Linked DNA regions of Homo sapiens: region 2 is linked to region 1. A link is a contact called in ENCODE Hi-C data. All regions are on one chromosome and are shown on one strand. The core of a region is the stretch at or near the end of the contact, and the rest is flanking DNA. Distances in the headings are between cores, read along the strand shown. Region 1 holds the start of ZBTB20-AS1 (ZBTB20 antisense RNA 1). Region 2 overlaps LOC124906269 (a long non-coding RNA gene).

Region 1 (3,893 bases), core at 1-2,500:
GTGTTGCCAGCTGTGCCAATGACCTGCGTGTTGCTGGTCAAGGTCAGAGGCATCCTCAGGTTGCTGGTGAGGGTTTCTGTCTGGCGTAAGTAGAGCTGGGTACTTGGCAATGGCTGCCCGATGGACGTGTTGACCGAAGGCTGTTGTAGGACGCTCTTGTCGGAGCTGTTGCTGACAGTGATAACAGTGCTGTCCATCTCCACTTCATTGCTTCTCTCCGGAGAGGAAGCACCTGTTTCTAGCTGGTTTGTCTGCGGACCACCCTCAGCGGGGGCTTCTGCAGCCTGCTCGGGTTGGGTGGGTTCAGCCTGGCTGTCCCGCGCCGCCCCAGGCCCAAACTGCTGCTCCACCGAGTCAGGCTCGGTGCCTATGGAGGAGCTGACGCCCGAGTCGAAGCTTTCACCTTTGGGCTCACTCTCGGTGCCCTCGGCCTGGTCTGTGTCTTCCGTGCACTCCTCGGATTCGTTGCGTTCCAGGATCTGCACCCTTTGCTGCCCGTAGTAGTCGTAATCGTCCTCCATCTCCTGCTTGATGTGGATGTTGCCCACTAGGGTCTGGATGCGCACAGGCCGGGGCTGCTTGCGGCAGTGCGTGGTCTCGGGGGTGGTGGACAGGTAGCGCTCCATCTGCTGCGAGCGCTCATGGATGCGTGTGATCCAGCTGGGGTCTTCCATGTGGTGGTCGCGGGGCAGGCCGAGCGCAGTCTCGTGGTGGCTGACCACTGCGCCGCTGTAAAAAGAGCGCTCGCCGCTGCCATTCTGCATGGAGCACGCGTAGAGTGCCGAGTAGATCCTGTCCACGCTGTGCTGTGGGTGGCTCTGCAGGTAGCCCGACTCCGTGTCGCTGCTCTGGCCTGACGTGCCTGACTCGGGAGTGCCCCGCGGCGTGTCCTGGCCCGAGTCCTGGATCCCCGGGAACACATCGCCCACGTTCTGTGACACGATGCGCGTGCACTCGTCGATGACTGTTTTGATCTGCAGGATGCTGGCGGCCGTGAGGATCTGCAGAGCTTCCGACTGCGAGACCCGTAGCACGCCGCTGTACATGAAGTCAATGAGCTTTTGCACTGACTGCACTGACACCACCGACGGGATCTCGATGTCGCTGTAGCCAAGCAGCAGTTTGTCCTGGAAGAAGGGGCTGCCGGCTGCCAGCACGCAGCGGTGTGCGCGCAGCATGCTCCCGTGGATGCGCACCGTTACGTCACAGAAGTGGCCACGGTTGCGCTGCTCGTTGAGGGTCTCGAGCACGGAATTGCTGAAGTTGTGAAGGTTGATGCTGTGAATGCGCTCGGTCATCCCCTTGCAACTGATGTCACCTGCAGCATGTCAACGCAGACACAAAACAGGGCATGGGTCAGATCTAGCTGGTTGCATTCCTAACACCTAGGTTTCAGGTGAGTAATGCTCATGGCTCCTAGAAGCACTGCCCTTACATACGCAAGTGGGGAGATGGACAGGCTGCGGCATACAAGCTGTAGGTACGATGACCTGAGGGAAAAGGACCTTGAATTTTGCTCCAATTCCGGCCTTTAGTGCCGCAGCCATTTTGGGTATCCATATTAACTCCCCAGAGCTTCGGCTGAGGTAGAGTGGCCTAATAACCAGATGATTTGTTTGCCTGCTATTCCTACAGCTTCAGCAAAGAACTGAAAGGCAAATGGAAGACTTGTTCTTATGGAACACTAAACCTCCACTTTATTTTTATTTATGTATTTATTTACTTTGCCTTCACTTTAGACAGGCCTAAGCCCAGATTCTTTGGGAAAGTTTACATTTCCCCCAACTTATCAAAGTCCCTTATTTTATTCATACACAGTGACCATATTCATAGTTAACAAATAAACCCCCTTCCTATTAAGTCATATGGCATATTATCAAAACCCACACCATGTATGCAAAAATTATTGGAAAATTCAACCCAGACTAAGATATCTACCAAACAGTCATGATCATGCTTTCCGGATGATGGATGGGCTACAGAAAGCAATCTGCTAGCTAAAGGGGCACTCCATGGCTGCTTTCTGTATCTACTCATTCTTCTTGTCATCTCTGACAACCTGTTTGAGCACTTTCTAGGGTGGTTGCATGTGATATGGAAGGTTTTCTGAATTTTCTGAGGCTTAATGAAGGAGGAATGTTAAAAAGGTCAGAGATGGCAGTTCTGACCCAGGAGACTACAGTACATTGGTGATCATATTTATTATGCAAACAGGGCACTTTCAAGAGTGAAAGAGAGCATTGTTAATAATTAGGCCAGGATAGCAGGAGTAAGCCAGAAGTGGGATATATGATCTCCTTGGGTAATAGGGTGCTTTATGTACTTGCCACAGGGAAGTATTAAACAGCTCCCAGGAGGAAGGCAACAGCTATGTGGAGGCTGCGGATAGCCTGACCCAGCGCCACCCTATAACGTAGGCTGTTATGGCAAGGGATACTATTGATAAGATTTGGATTCAGAATGAGAAAGAAAACAGGTGGCTACAGCAGTAGATCTTAGGGCTTTTCTATTTTTCTAGCTCATCTCTCAGATGGCTCTAGAGAATCCCCCTCCAAATAATTCTTCAATCAGATTCCCCATTCTTGCCTTTACAACTGAACAATCAGCTTGGGAAAGTGAAATAAGTGGGCTTTCAAAACCAAATGGCCCAAGCACTGATTGTTGGCCTGGACCCAAATCTCTCTGTCTTGTGAGAAGCCACCTGAGAGGTAACAGCCTGCAGATAGGAAGAAGGCCTACCTCCTCAAACTCTTTCCGCTCTACCTTGCGATAGAAGACTTGTTCAGGAAACTCTGAGTTCAATGAGCGTTTCTACCTTGCTTCACTCAATCACCCTCACATGGTATGAGCTTAACTTAATAAATGTTCAATAATACAATTTGCACTAATTTGTATAAGAGCATTCTTTCTCGTTCTGACTCTATCAGGTCTGTTATGTGCCTAAAATATTGTATTAGGCTACAGATTCCATCGTTTTTACTTATATAAGACAAGTTCTCTTTGCCAGATTAAAGAATTAAGGTAAATCCCCTGTAACCATGTGAACACAAAATATGGCCCCAAAAGAAGGCACAAATAACCCAGGAAGGGCTGTTCAGGAGCTCAATCAGCAGCAGACCAAATTTCAAGTTCTTGCTGAGTTCGCCATACATACATACCATGATAGTAATCACAAGATAACATTTTTTAGGGGTTACAGTTCTAACTGCTTTCTGTATATGATTTCATTTAATCTTACAGCAACCATGGGAAGTAGATGATATTATTCCCATTTTACAGATGAGGAAACTGAGGCCAGAGAAACTAAGAAACTTGCTCAAGTACACACAGGCAATTGCTGGTAGACTGGCATTTAAACCCAGGCAGTCTGGCTCTAGAGTTCACCCTCTTAACTGCTTCATTATATTGCATAGTTTGCCCTTTACTGAGGTCTGGCCCTTAGGGATCCACGGCTCTGTTGTAAAGCTGTGTGAAAGGCTTTGTCCACTACTACCTCCAGCTACTTCTATACCTATCCGTGATTTAGTGTGGCTTTTATGTTTTTAGGCTGTGATGCTTTGACATAGCCTCAGTTGTGTAACTTAAAGGACTTATTTTTTTAGATGTCACAGTGCAAGAAGTAAGACAACTAACTGGCACTATGGTTTAGGATTTTCTATATACAATTTTACTATAACCAAGGTCTCTTTCATTTAAGTAAAACAATAAGCAGTAAAACTGGTTGTGTCTGTGATCATCTCTGTGTAGGATGGATTTATTACAACATTTTTTTCTACACAAGTGAAAACACTCTTTAAACATACATTTGCTCATAACATTAGTTACAACAATAACACTAGAGATGTCATATATGACAGTTTTCTTTCAGATAATTCTGGGAAGTAGCCCTATCA
Region 2 (3,369 bases), core at 208-2,707, 1.4 Mb after region 1:
ATTTTCCACGTTTGTGTAACAATTTTCTTTTTAGCAGATGAGGGAGAGATACACTTTTTTCATAGATTTGGATTCAGGTATCTTCTACAGCTATGGTGAGGTTACAGTGATTGATGATAGAAAAGAATTTCAGGTGTAATGGGTTGGTGTATTTGGTTGAATTGAATACAACTTAATTCTATATTGACAAATATTTGCAAAACTCTTTCCTTTAGAATCACAGACCATTTTCTTTTGAGCTCTCACATGCTGTTTTAGGCATACTTTAAAATAGATGGATGTAAAGGGAGTATAAAATGGAAGTATAGTAGAAGTAATTTCTTCTGAGGCACTAATGATAGCAAACCTTCAAGGTGGTGGAGACTTTGTAACCCTGAAGCTTCTGTGGCTTAAAAGAAATAAAATCTCAGGCCATCTTTGAAAACTTAGAGACTTCAAGTAATTTTTTTGATAGATTGGTAATATAAGGTATTATAGCAGGACGAGCTGCAGACAAGAAGCCCTCAGACACCGAATTGTAGAAGGAAAGGGCTTTATTCAGCTGGGAGCATTGGCGGACTCATGTCTCCAAATCCCTGCTCCCCGAGTGAGCAATTCCTCTTCCTTTTAAGGGATTACAACTCTAAGGGGGTCTGTGTGAGAGGGTCGTGATCAATTGAGCAAGCAGGGGGTACATGATTGGAGGCTGCATGCACCTGCACCGGTAATTAGAAGGGAACAGAACAGGACAGGGATTTTCACAGTGCTTTTCCATACACTGTCTGTATGGATATGTATAGATAACATAACCGATTAGGTCAGGGGTCAGTCTTTAACTACTAGGCCCAGGGTGCGGCACCGGGCTGTCTTCCTGTGGGTTTCATTTCTGCCTTTTAGTTTTTCCTTCTTTTTTTCTTTGGAGGCAGAAATTGGGGCATAAGACAATATGAGGGGTGGTCTCCTCCCTTAGTATATAATAAAGACTGGCTGGCTTTTGTCCCCAGGTCTTGGGAGATAAGCTCTAATTCCCTGGAATTTTCCAAGTAAAAGTTCTTTTTTTCGTTATTCATGTTGAGCCTCTTGGACCACACCTAATAGTGCGTACCAATAAGATGACTCAGGGTGGGCCAGGTGCTGTGGCTCATGCCTGTAACCCCAGCAGTTTGGGAGGCCGAGGAGGGTGGATCACAAGGTCAGGAGATCGAGACCATCTTGGCCAACATGGTGAAACCCCGTCTCTATTAAAATACAAAAAGTTAGCCAGGCGTGGTGGTGGTGTGTGTCGGTAATCCCTGCTACTTGGGAGGCTGAGGCAGGGGAATCGCTTGAACCTGAGAGGTGGAGGTTGCAGTGAGCTGAGATCACATCACTGTACTCCAGCCTGGTGACAGAGCAAGACTCTGTCTAAAAGCAAAATAAATAACATAAATAAAATGACTCAGTGTGGGTCCCTAGATAGTTCATAATAACTTGATGACTCAGGACGGTGGCTGCACGTATTAGAAATACCACCCGTGTAATTCAGTATTGAAGCATTGAATCACATGATATCAGCCTGACCTCTGGGCAGGGGAGGGGGTGTGGACATTCAATCAATCATGCCTAGGTAATGAAATCTAGAAACAAAAACAAAAAATCTAGATGCCTGGTTGGTGATACTTTGTTTGTTGTCACATATCAATGTGTTAGAAGGTTAGTACTTCTTCAGTCCACAGGAAGAGGACAATAGAAACTCCCCCACACTAGGGACTCTCTCAGACCTTACCCTGTGTCTCTCCCTTTGACCAGTTCTAATTTGTGTTCTTTGCTATAATAAGACTGAAATCGTAAGTATAATTCCCTGAGTTCTGTGAGTCATTCTAGCAAATTATTGAACCTAAAGGATAGTAAGAACCCTGGATTTGAAATGATCAGAAATGAGAGTGGTTTGAGAACCCTAATCTTGCAGCTGGTGTTTGAAGTGAAATAGTCTTTGAAGTGAGACTGTGTCTTTAACCTTGAGTTTGAAAAACTCATTGCAGAAGAACATTTTCAGAGTTTTTGTTTGTTTGTTTGCTTTTTTTTTTTTTTTTTGAGACGGAGTCTCGCTCTGTCCCCTAGGCTGGAGTGCAGTGGCGCGATCTCCGCTCACTGCAAGCTCCGCCTCCAGGTTCAGGCCATTCTCCTGCCTCAGCCTCCCGAGTAGCTGGGACTACAGGCGCCCACCACCATGCCCAGCTAATTTTTTGTATTTTTAGTGGAGACGGAATTTCACCGTGTTAGCCAGGATGATCTCGATCTCCTGACCTCGTGATCCGCCCGCCTCGGCCTCCCAAAGTGCTGGGATTACAGGCCAGATTTTTTTTTTAATAAAATTCAAAATGTGGAGAGACTGGGACCGTAATCTGTTTCTTTGAGCCAGAGGGGTCTAGGAATTTTGGTTCTGTTTGATCCTTTTCCCATTATTGAAGCCCATCATGAGTGCTCATTCCTCCATTCCATCCCCCAGCCGCCTAACTTGGGATTAATTCTCATGGAGGTGTTTCAAAGTCAATTTGACTCCTAAGAGTAGCACTTCAGACGCTCCCAGTCACTCCTGATGTATGATCTTTGGACTATAGATTGCTTATTTCTCATTTTCTTTCTATGTGTCCTGTGTAATGCAATAGGGCTTCTATAGAGATTCAGGAAACATTTCGTGAAGATCATAGCTCTCAGCAGTAATAGAAAACAAACTGCATTTTTGTAAGTAGAAATAACAGGTGGCTGTAGAAGGTACCTTAGTTCCTTCTACTGCTATGAGGTAGCATCTCATTAAAACTAACCCTTAAAGATAACCACTACTATGGAGACTTTGAAGAAAGAGCATATTTTCTAATGTTTTTGGTATCATAACCCAAGGTTGCACTGAAGTCTAACAATCATAAGTGTCTTAATTATTTATAGCATTTCAGTGGTAATTTATACTTATTTCTTTCAGTCCCTTAAGGGAAAAAAAGAAAAAGAAAAAAAAAACACGTTTACAGAATCTCTTTGCTTAGGTGGAGAAAATTCTTGTAAATACCACGTTCCTTTCTGTGACAGACGAGGCATTGTTAGAAGAGCTTCAAGTGATTTTTCAGTATTATTTCTGCCCTTCCCTTACATGATATTCATATCATTGGCTTCATTTTCTCTTTTATTCATGAAAACCTCCAAGAAGCAGTGCAGTCAACCACAAGATCACTGACAGGTCAATGAAGACACATCTCCTTTTCACGTTTATTTCATTTTGTTTTAAGATCACAGAAGAGCAGAGCATTCATACGTGTAAAGTAACAGAAGAGAGAAACAGAATTTAAATACATTTAAAAAGAAAAGAAAAAAAGCTTTTTTTCATTTTAATTTTAATTTTTTTTTTTTAACACACAT

The links. A loop is a pair of places that touch in the nucleus more often than their neighbours do. Pooled maps may share reads with other maps.
Region 2: a pooled map shows a loop between it and region 1 (2.3-fold over the local background). The contact joins the enhancer-like site here to the promoter of ZBTB20-AS1 in region 1. A Hi-C loop is called at or near these places in 4 of 168 maps with a recorded cell type or tissue (A673, MCF 10A, endothelial cell of umbilical vein and 1 more), 1 of 37 single-sample maps with no recorded cell type and 10 of 50 pooled maps.

The regions. Positions count from the first base shown.
Region 1 is chr3:114,350,561-114,354,453 of GRCh38, forward strand. It overlaps ZBTB20-AS1 (ZBTB20 antisense RNA 1), which reads left to right and starts at 1,251. Exons shown (of 9, transcript NR_038993.1): 1 at 1,251-1,396. It overlaps ZBTB20 (zinc finger and BTB domain containing 20), which reads right to left. Exons shown (of 12, transcript NM_001348800.3): 11 at 1-1,318.
Region 2 is chr3:115,799,179-115,802,547 of GRCh38, forward strand. All of the region lies in intron 1 of LOC124906269 (a long non-coding RNA gene), which reads left to right. It overlaps LSAMP (limbic system associated membrane protein), which reads right to left. Exons shown (of 7, transcript NM_002338.5): 7 at 3,196-3,369. Among named protein-coding and RNA genes, the nearest start is that of SNORD155, 100 kb to the right of the region's middle. RefSeq lists an enhancer at 1-45. Within about 2 kb of position 1,458, at least 4 of the 41 ENCODE cell types and tissues checked have a DNase peak (open chromatin) inside an H3K27ac peak, as active enhancers do; they include mammary epithelial cell, where a contact is called at or near this core.